2 separate regions of the Homo sapiens genome follow, and region 2 is linked to region 1. A link is a loop called in an ENCODE intact Hi-C map of the cell type or tissue named here. Cell type or tissue: PC-3. All regions are shown on one strand.

What was found. Peaks named below come from ENCODE experiments on the same cell type or tissue, not always from the same donor. Only the 100,000 strongest peaks of a DNase experiment are listed, where the experiment ranks them.
Region 2: it touches region 1 in a loop (2.2-fold over the local background); 2 of 110 quality-filtered maps call a loop at or near these places.

What each region holds. Positions count from the first base shown.
Region 1 is chr10:74,595,974-74,600,973 of GRCh38, reverse strand. ADK (adenosine kinase) reads right to left here. Exons shown (of 11, transcript NM_006721.4): 9 at 481-595. Among named protein-coding and RNA genes, the nearest start is that of ADK-AS1, 69 kb to the right of the region's middle. In PC-3, no CTCF peak of the experiment used is centred here; a DNase peak (open chromatin) is centred at 1,953.
Region 2 is chr10:74,920,042-74,925,041 of GRCh38, reverse strand. All of the region lies in intron 3 of KAT6B (lysine acetyltransferase 6B), which reads right to left. Among named protein-coding and RNA genes, the nearest start is that of KAT6B, 96 kb to the right of the region's middle. In PC-3, a CTCF peak has its summit at 2,294; DNase peaks (open chromatin) are centred at 601, 1,161 and 1,861; H3K4me3 peaks cover 2,770 bases; H3K27ac peaks cover 3,548 bases.

The DNA of each region.
Region 1 (5,000 bases):
ATAACATGTTTGCTTACTAGATGAAATTCCTGTTTTATGAGTGCTATAAAATAGATGGTGAAATAAAACAAAAAATGAGATTTTCTTCTTGAAGGAAAAATGGAAAATGTAACTTAGTTCTGGATTTTATTTGTTCATAATTGAGTAAATTTATTTTACTCTAGTGCAGGTATTTTATAAATGAAATGTATTCTTTTTTTCAGGAAAGATATTTCTTGATTGACAAAATCCCCAAGATAACTAAGTAAATAAATTATATCAAAGTGGTTTATTTAACTAAATGTTAATAAACTATCTTCTTGAACATGAAATCTTTTCTACTGAGATACAGGGTAGAAATATTTATTAAAATAAAATATTTCATTTTATATATATTGTATATGTATATTGTATATATTATAATAGAAAGAATACAGAATTTTTTTTTGTAATTGATTAATCTCCATAATACTAGATTCATCACACATTTCCCACATGTACCTGTAGCCATTATAGTGTCATCTCTCCCTTGGGTGAAGATCACGATTCGCTGCCTCTTTGAGTTCATCTTTGGCAGGGCTTGTGTCTTTTTGGCTATCTCTTTAATGTCTTTAGTCTATTAATAGAAGGAAGGAAAAAATTCTCATGACCAATAAAATAAAACAAAACTTTATTAGTAGATTAACAATTTAGCTTCTATTGATCAAAATAAGAGACCTGCATATCTATTAAGAGACATTAAAAATTTCTTTAACCATATACAAAAGTAAATAGAATAGCACAGTGACTTCCAAGGAACCCATCAATGATCTACACAAATTTAAAATGTATGATGAATCTTATTTCACCTATATCCTCATCCACTTGCTTTTCAAATTATTCTAAAGTAAACTCCAAGAACTATACATAATTTCATCTATAAATGTTTTAGTATATATCTTTGAAAGGTAATGATAAACATAACCACAAAACTATTATCATACTTCAAAAATTATTAACAATGACTAAGTATCAGCAAATATCCAGGCAGTTTTCAAATTCCCAATTAAAGAGAGGTTTTTATAAAGAGGAAAATTTAATTATTTTAGAGGTTTACAGAACATAATTATGCTGACTTTGGAAAAAATACAGTTCTTATAATGTCAATTTTTCAAAGGACTGATTTGAGAGAAAGAAATGCTAATCCTTTCCTACAAAGACTTAATTTTCTTTAAAAAAGATAAAGTTTAAAAAATGACAAACTAATTGTCAAACTCTGATGCTGTTTTTCACACCACATAGGCCATAAAGTTTTACTGAAATCTTTATTGAAGTTTTCTGAAATCTTGAAACCTAACCTTGAGCTAAAGGCAGAGGTTTTAGAATCATCTTTTCAACCATTTTGGATAATTTGAAAATCCATGTCTGTATTCAGTGGGCTTTTAAAACTGTCCATAGTTTTGGGCTTTGCTAACAAAACTAGTTTATTCTATCACTATGCAAAGTTTCAAATAGTTATAGAGAAAGAAACACCTATCAGAGCGGAAATATAGCTGAGTGGCATAAATAAAGTATATATAAGAGAACAAATAGAATATATGAGAGAGAACATTTAGGCAAGCAAAGCAGACAAGTCACAATGGTTTGCAATCGTTACAAACGTCACCAGAAACTGGCATTTTTAAAGGGATGACAATTAGTGGTGAAATATTTTTATATTGTTTGTTCACTCAATATTTAATAAATTCCAGATAATATATGAAGCTAAGCTTCTAATATACCTAACAGGATGACTTCTAGAGGACAGTTGTTTCTGAAAAGAATAGCCATTTGTAGTAGGACAGTGCTGCTGACTTCAAACATGCTGACTATTTCGCTTTCGGTTGCTTATTTTAGAACAGAACTAAGTCTGAACTCTGATAAGATGAGAAGAAATTCCCTCAGTTTCAGGAGACAGACTTTTAGAAATGACTAGTAACAGCTGAAAGGACCAAAAAATGCCATGCAATGTCTTCACTCACCTAAATAAGTGTACACATATAATTAAAATGACTCATGTATATTTTGGCAATTTCCTTAGCACAAATATATTTTACTACTATAGGATTTTTGCTTGTGATTAAGTACAGCTCATATTTAATAAAGATAAGAGAAAAACACATTCACTTCATCATCTTGAAAGCAGAATCTTATGAATGTACTAGATGTTCTTTAAAAGAAAGTCTTTCTTCAAGGTGATATAAGGAATAAATTAAGAATAAGATTCTGGCTGGTTATAGTGGCTCACGCCTGTAATCCCAGCACTTTGGGAGGCCGAGGAGGGCAGATCACGAGGTCGAGAGATGAAGACCATCCTGGCTAACATGGTGAAATCCCGTCTTTACTAAAAATACAAAAATTAGTTGGGCATGGTGGCACGTGTCTGTAGTCCTAGCTACTTGGGAGGGCTGAGGCAGGAGAATCGCTTGAACCCAGGAGGCAGAGGTTGCAGTGTGCAGAGATCATGCCACTGCACTGCAGCCTGGTGACAGAGCAAGACGCCATCTCAAAAAAAAAAAAAAAAAAAAAAAAAAAGGAATAAGATTCCATGGTTGCTTTCTACCAACCCTGTGAGAAGACATATTTTGTTGAGAGCTTTGGTAATTTAATCAAAGAAATGTTTCTTATGTCTCAAATTAAACCTCATAAAATGGCAATTAAAGGACAAAATAAACTTTCCAAGTACAAAACATAATTCTTCCCAGATGTATGTAAAACTTTATTTCTCCTTCTACAGTAATTCCTCTCCTCTGTCCCCAATAGGTTCTTCTCCCTTACACTTAAGCTCACACATCTTAACAAACAATGAAATTACAAGGACTTTTAGAATATGACAGGCTTGGATTTACTATTTGTATGATTTGGGGCAAGTTAATAAACCTCTCTAAGATCCATTTCCTCATCTACAAAACTAAGAAAATGTTCACATTAAAAGATTTTGAGGGATAAGTATGCTAAGATTAGTGGGCAAAAATTAAAGAAAACAGGATATTTACAGTCTCAAAGTATGTCCCCCTAAGATATTCATTACAAAAGGAAAAATCATAATGTTATAGTAGAGAAAATTGACAGACATCACCTTAAGCCAGATAGATTAGTTTAGTGATGCTAAAATTAGTGGATAAAATAGAATGTTTCCATAGCCCCAAAGTAGTATCTCCTCCAAGATATTTATTAAATACAATGGGAATTACAGAGGATAAACTAGCAAACACCACCTAAACCTAGTGATAAAGGTTTAGCATCACCAGCAATAAGAATCTGTGACACTGTGTACCTCCCTGATATGATGCACCAAGAAAGGAACATCACTTCTGTGGTTTTCCTGCCAAAAATGCCTAATCTCAATGTACATGAGAAAACATCAGACAAACTCAAATGGAAGGACATTCTACAAAATGACTGACCAATAATTTTCAAAAGTATAAAGTTCATGAACAACAAGAGTGAGGAACTGTCACAGATTAGAAGAGACTAAGGAGACATGACAAATATGCAATGTGGGATTCGATTCTGGAACAGAAAAAGGAAACTAGAGAAAAAACGGTTGAAACCAGAATAAAGCCTGTATATAGTTCAGTTATTGTAGTTTAATGTTAATTTTCTGTTATTCATTATACTTTGGTTATGTAAGATGTTAATATTAGGGTAAACTGGGTGAAGGGTATGTGGGAATTCTGTACTATTTTTGTAATTTTTCTAAGACTAAAGTTATTTTAAAATAAAAAGTTAAAAATTGTGAGGATGAAAGAAGATGAGGTAAGTGAAATAGCTTAATGCAATTTTAGCACATGCTAAGAACTTAAATATTAATTTATTTCCTCTAATTACTCTCATTTTAATACTCTCTAAAATGGTTACATACTTAGGTTGCCCCAAAATCGCTAGAAAGGGCTTCAAGAGTTTTGAATATGGAACATTCAATTATAGTATCTATAACGAAGAAGATGAAGACAGGGAGGAGTAAGAAGTATGAGTTGAAAGCTCATAAAATTGAGCTGTGAGCCATGTACATAGCTCTAAAGTGCTCATTAAATCTTAACTTCTCTAGTCAGTAGGTACTATTATTATCCCTATTTTATAGATGAAGAAACTAAAAGCCATGTATAAAGCTCTAAAGTATTCATTAAGGTAAGGCGTGGTGGCTCATGCCTGTAATCCCAGCACACTGGGAGGCGGAGGCGGGTGAATCGCTTGAGCCTAGGAGTTTGAGACTAGCCTGGGCAACGTAGTAAAACTTCATCTCTACAAAAAAATACAAAAATTTGCTAGGTGTGGTGGCATGCGCCTATAGTCCCAGCTACTTAGGAGGCTGAGGTGGGAGGATGGCTTGAGCCTGGGAGACAGAGGTTTCAGGGAGCTGAGATCACGCCACTGCACTCCAGCGTGGGCAACAGAGCCAGACCCTGTCTCAAAAAAAAAAAAGAGAGAGAGAGAGAGAATGACATTGGAATTTTGATAGGGATTGCATTGAATCTACAGATTGCTTGAGCCCAGCAGGCAGAGGTTGCAGTGAGCTGAGACCGTATCATTGCATTTCAGTCAGGGCAACAGAGTGAGGCTGTCTCAAAACAATCAATCAACCAATCAATAAAATAAAGTACTCATTAAATCTGAACTACTCTAGGCAGTAGGTACTAATACAATATGCCATTTTATAGATGAAGAAACTGAGTCAGAGACGTTAAGTAATGTGCCTAAGGTCATAAATACAAGTAGTGGAGAACAGACTAGCACCCACAGTCTGACTCCAAGGATAATACACTTAACCATTATTATAGTGCTTCTATAAATGCTAGCAATGTGCTTTTTGTTGTTTTTTTTTATCACAAAACTATAGCATGTTCATCCTAAACCATTTTCCTACCACATTCACAAGTCATTCCTGATCTTGTGTTTAAGTTTGCTATTTTTTCTTAATTAATTTGGCTCATATTTTTACTCCAGCGAATTTCAGTGGTTTTTTTTTTTTTTTTTTTGAGATGGAATTTCGCTCTTGTTGC
Region 2 (5,000 bases), 320 kb before region 1:
AAATTTACATTTTGGTTTGGATACAGAGACTAAAAGGTCTCCTCTACCACCCCATAAATTCTAGTATCAGACCTTTAAACTTTCAGATGTTAAGAATTAGTTTATTCCCCAAAGGTTCAATTAGAACACAGCTGAAAAAAAAAAAATTCAGTATAGCAAACTGACTGATTCCATGATCTGATTTCATCACCGAGCAGTAGGAAGCATTTAGCTGGTCTACAGAGAGAGAGGTGTGTGGTTCTCTTGGCTAGAAGGCACAAAATCCAACTTTCTGTTCTTTTGGCAAAAGAAGGAATGTCCAATCAGCATAGTAGGAAGTAAGTAACAGAATTTCTAATTTTACAAAGTTAGTCAATTTCATGGTTAAGAAGTGCTGTTTTGATGGTAACCTTTACATTTTTACAACCCAACTATGAGTATTAAGTAGGGAAGATCCAACTAAGATAGTTATTTCAGGGGTAACGTCCCTTTCTCTCAAAGTTAAAACTCTTAATATAATTCACTTGGCTTGTAACATGGTATTTAGTCATTCTCATTCTTTGAATTGTTGCCTAATGCAAGCTTTCATTTGGATACACCACTCCCGTTGATGTTTATAGGACTGCCTTGCTATTAACCTCTAACCCAATTAGTCACCAAACTGACAGCATGCATTGCTATTTGGAAGCCAACTGCTTATGAAGGAATTTTTTTTTAGAATCTGAACAAAATGAGCCGTATTATGGCCACTTTATTTATAGTTTTTAACGAAGTATTCCAGGATATCTACAGTGACAAACTCAGGGTAAAAGCAAATCAGGTCCTTTGTGTGCACTGGGCCAGGGAGTGAGGGCTATTTTAAATAAAAATATGTTTTAAAAATTTAAAGGTGTAATCCACCTTCTACCATGGCCATCTCTCCCCTTTACTTCTGTTACCTCTGTTTATCTCAGTGATAGATAACTCCATCCTTCCAGTTATTCAGGCCAATAACCTTGAAGTCTTCTCTTTTTCTAACACTCTGCATCAAGTTCATCAACAAATTCTGCGGGCTCTACTTCAAAATACATCCAGAATCTGTCCTCTTCTCACACTCTCCACCATTACCACTGGCCTAAACCATCATATCTCTTGCTTGTTTTGTGGCAATACCCTCCCAGCTGCCACCTTGGTGCCGCCTACAGCTTATTCTCAACACAGCAGCAGGAAACAGCTTGTTAAAACGTTAAGTCAAATCATGTGCCTCCTCTGTTCAAAACCCTGCAAAGGCATCCATCACTCTCAGCAAAGCCAGAGGCCTGACCTGTGCTGAGACCTTCCTCCCATCTGCTCTCACCTCTTACTACTTGACGACTCTCCCCTCTCTCTCCACGCCAGCCACACTGGCCTCTTATCTGTTTCTCAGACATGTCAAGGGCTCTTTGCACTTGCTGTTCCCTCCATCTAGAACACTCCTTCTCCATGCCTGGAATGCTCCCTCACTTCCCTCAGAAGTCAAGTTAAATGTCACTTTCTTAGAGAGGTCTTTCCTCATCAAACTATTTAAAAAAGCAATGCCTCCCCATCCCATCACTCCTTAATTCCCTTACTCTGCTTTATTTTTCTCCATAGCATTTCTCACAGCTGACATGCTATATACTCACTTACATTATTTGTCTCTTCCCATTAGGATGTAAATGAATTTCATGAGGGCAGAGACTTGTCTGTTTTGCTCCCTGCTGTGTCCCCAGTGCCTACAACAGTGCCTGACATACACCAGGTGCTCAAGAAATAGTGGCTGAATTAATGAATAAATAAATGAATGAATACTAGACTTCCTCCCTTCTACTTCTCCTACTCCTTTTCTATACTACTTCTAATAATAGAATTGTTTGCCCATGACTCATTGATAAAGTTGTCTTGCATTTACTTCTCTAAGATCTATTTCAAACTAACTTATCCTGAGCCCACACCCAATAAATAAACAAGAACTTAAGAAACCAGCTTACTTACCTTCTAACTAAACATTAGGTGCTTGAATCTTTCCAATAACCTCTACCTGTTTCTAAGGGCCTATAATTTCTTCTGCCACAGTGTATAATTCAGCCAGTGTTTCTCAATCCTCAGGCATTCCCAGACCATCCACGGCAATTTTGCTTCATCTGTGTATCACCTGTGCTATTATTTTCTTAACAAGTTTTAAACCTGGCTCACTTTTATTCTTTAAAAAAAAATATGACTACAGAAATGAAGTGTTTGTTCATGAACCACCACTGGAGGTTACATATACCAAACTCTGGATTCACTTGAGCCAAAAAGTTTACCATGGGGCCTGTAATACCTTTAGGATGTAAAACAAACACACATACATACACACACATCCTTTTGCTTAACGCTATGTAAGTTAAAAACTGAAGTCACATTAGAATCAGATCATCTATGGACTCAAAATATATCATGAAGAAATGTCTAAATTCCTAGTCAGATTAATTCAGGCCATCAACACTAAGTTCCTAAAGAAAAAACCTGCCCAATTATCTGCTGGGTCCTTTGTAAAATATTACCTGCTAAAATGCTCTGGTAAAGAGCACACTGGTATGCTTTTCTAGAAAAGTTCTTTTTTTCTGATCACTATTCCATCTACCTAGCCATCTTTCTTCTTTTTTTCCTTTCTTTTAGGAGAGGATTGGTTGGGATGAAGGGCTCCTGGAGGGCACTTCCTAAATTTGACAGGTTTCTTTATAACAGCAATTTTGCAGTTGTTTTCTAGAGCTTTATCAAATTTGACTTCTAAAGCTCACTTTTCTACTTTAGAGAATGATATTAAGAATCCCTGATTAAGGACAATAATCTTCACAAACTAAAAAGCCATCCTTATATTCAAACATGCTTTAAAATGTGAGCAGTATTCTAAACTTGCTGCAGACAACCCATACAATCACATGAGTTATTTTAAGAAAAAGACTCAGTTAGACACATCTACAGAAGCTAATACTAACGTGCTGTTCTTCCAATGAAAAGGTTACTGACCTATCAGTAGGAGTTGTCTTTTCTGGCAGAGATGACAGATTTGCCTTGTCTTATCTCCACCCCCTGCTGTGTCCCCATAATGAGCCATAGCTACATGTGCAAGACAGCTGGCAAGGGGGAGTCAGGGTCTGTGGCCATGGGCCAGAGCAAAGCTTACCAGTCAACCCAGAGCCTGGACCTATGACCGATGTCTCATTAACACCTTGCTCTAAGCAACTGAGCTGTCACAAAAATCAACAGTGGCTTAAGCATTTTGTTTACAAGTGAAACAAATCAGGTCAATCTGACAACCAATAGTTCAAGCAGCCACTAGAAAATTGCCAAAAGGACACAAAAACCAATAGTAAGCAGGAGTGATAAGGGTCTTGCAGTCCTAGCTTGGGAGGTAGCCACACAAGCAAGGATGAGTATGGAAGGGAATGAGACTGTAATAGGCAGGTCTGTTTCTAACATACCAGGCAGTCAATGCATGTTAATTAAAGATAAAAAGAAGAAAGGTATAGCTACAACCCCCTTAGTGATGTCCTTCTTACTCAGTGGTTAGAACAAATGCCTTGATAGATGCCCAAAAAACAGCAAGGGACAGTTCACACTCAGGAGCTACAAGTTTAAAAACATCTATACTTTAAAAATATTTAGAGGCCAGGCACGGTGGCTCATGCCTATAATCCCAGCACTTTGGGAGTTCAAGGCAGGCGGATCACCTGAGGTCAGGAGTTCCAGACCGGCCTGGCCAACATGATAAAATCTTGTCTCTACTAAAAATACAAAATTAGCTGGGCGTGGTGGCAGGCATCTGTAATCCCAGCTACTCAGGAGGATGAGGCAGGAGAATCACTTGAAGCCAGGAGGTGGAGGTTGCAGTGAGGCAAGATCTCGCCATTTAACTCCAGCCTGGGCAACAAGGGCAAAACTCCATCTCAAAAAAAAAAAAAAAAAAAAAAATTTAGACTACAGTGACCCATACACATTAGGAAACCATTTGATCTTAAACCAAAATAAAGGAAAAAATCCACAACAAATCAAGCTCAAAAGAAATAATTATAAACATATTTTCATCACCAAAATTTTGGATTTATGAGCAAGCCAAATAATCTTTCCTTTTAGAGTACACACAAATTAATATGAAGAAAAGCTCCCTGGGCACCATTTTATGCCCAGGGTTTCAGTGGTTAGTCTAATTGGGGCCATCCCACCTTGGGATGGAACAGCAGAGAAGAAAAGAAAAATGGACACAGCCACTATTAAATTATAACAAGTTTCTTTGTTGGGGTATAAAAGCAGTCTTACGAACGAAAAGGAGAAATCACCAGAGTTTGGAGAATTGCCCCTTGATCAGTCAACTGGCCAAGAGAACCAATTATCCACCTATCATTGTATTAAATGCTATATGAGAAGGGTAAAGAAATAGCAGACAGGGACCTTATCCACAAAGTTTATGATCTGGTTGAAAACGTATTATTAGCAAATGTTAAAAAAAAAATCAAACTAAAAATACTCAGCTGTCATGTTTAGGCAATAAATGCTGGAGGCACTCTTCTAATGAGGACAGAATAGGTAATTCAAAGAGCTAACAACATAGGGTTGAATTTTCGGTCAAAAATTGGTGAGGACAGGAAGTCCAAGAGGTAAACCCAACACTCAGAGCCACTTTTATCATGGGGTTATATTTACCAATCCAGGAAATAAAGCTGATGTGAAATTCTGGTGACATCTGGAGCCTAAGCAGGTGGGGTCTCAAGGATACCAACCCCTATTGTAAATGGGGCTTCAAAGAGGGAAAGTGAACTGTAAGTAACCAGCCTGCACACAGGTTTGCAGCCCAACTCACAATACCTGAATCATGAACTTGGCTTGAGGAGGCCTTAAACTGTACAACCTAGGCAGAAGGCAGAAGCATATGAAAATTCTCAACCTCAAATTATTTCTATAAATACTTTTTCAAAAACAACATCCAGGATGTAATCAGGCACAGGAAAAAACAAACACCATGAGTCAGAACCAGCAGAAAC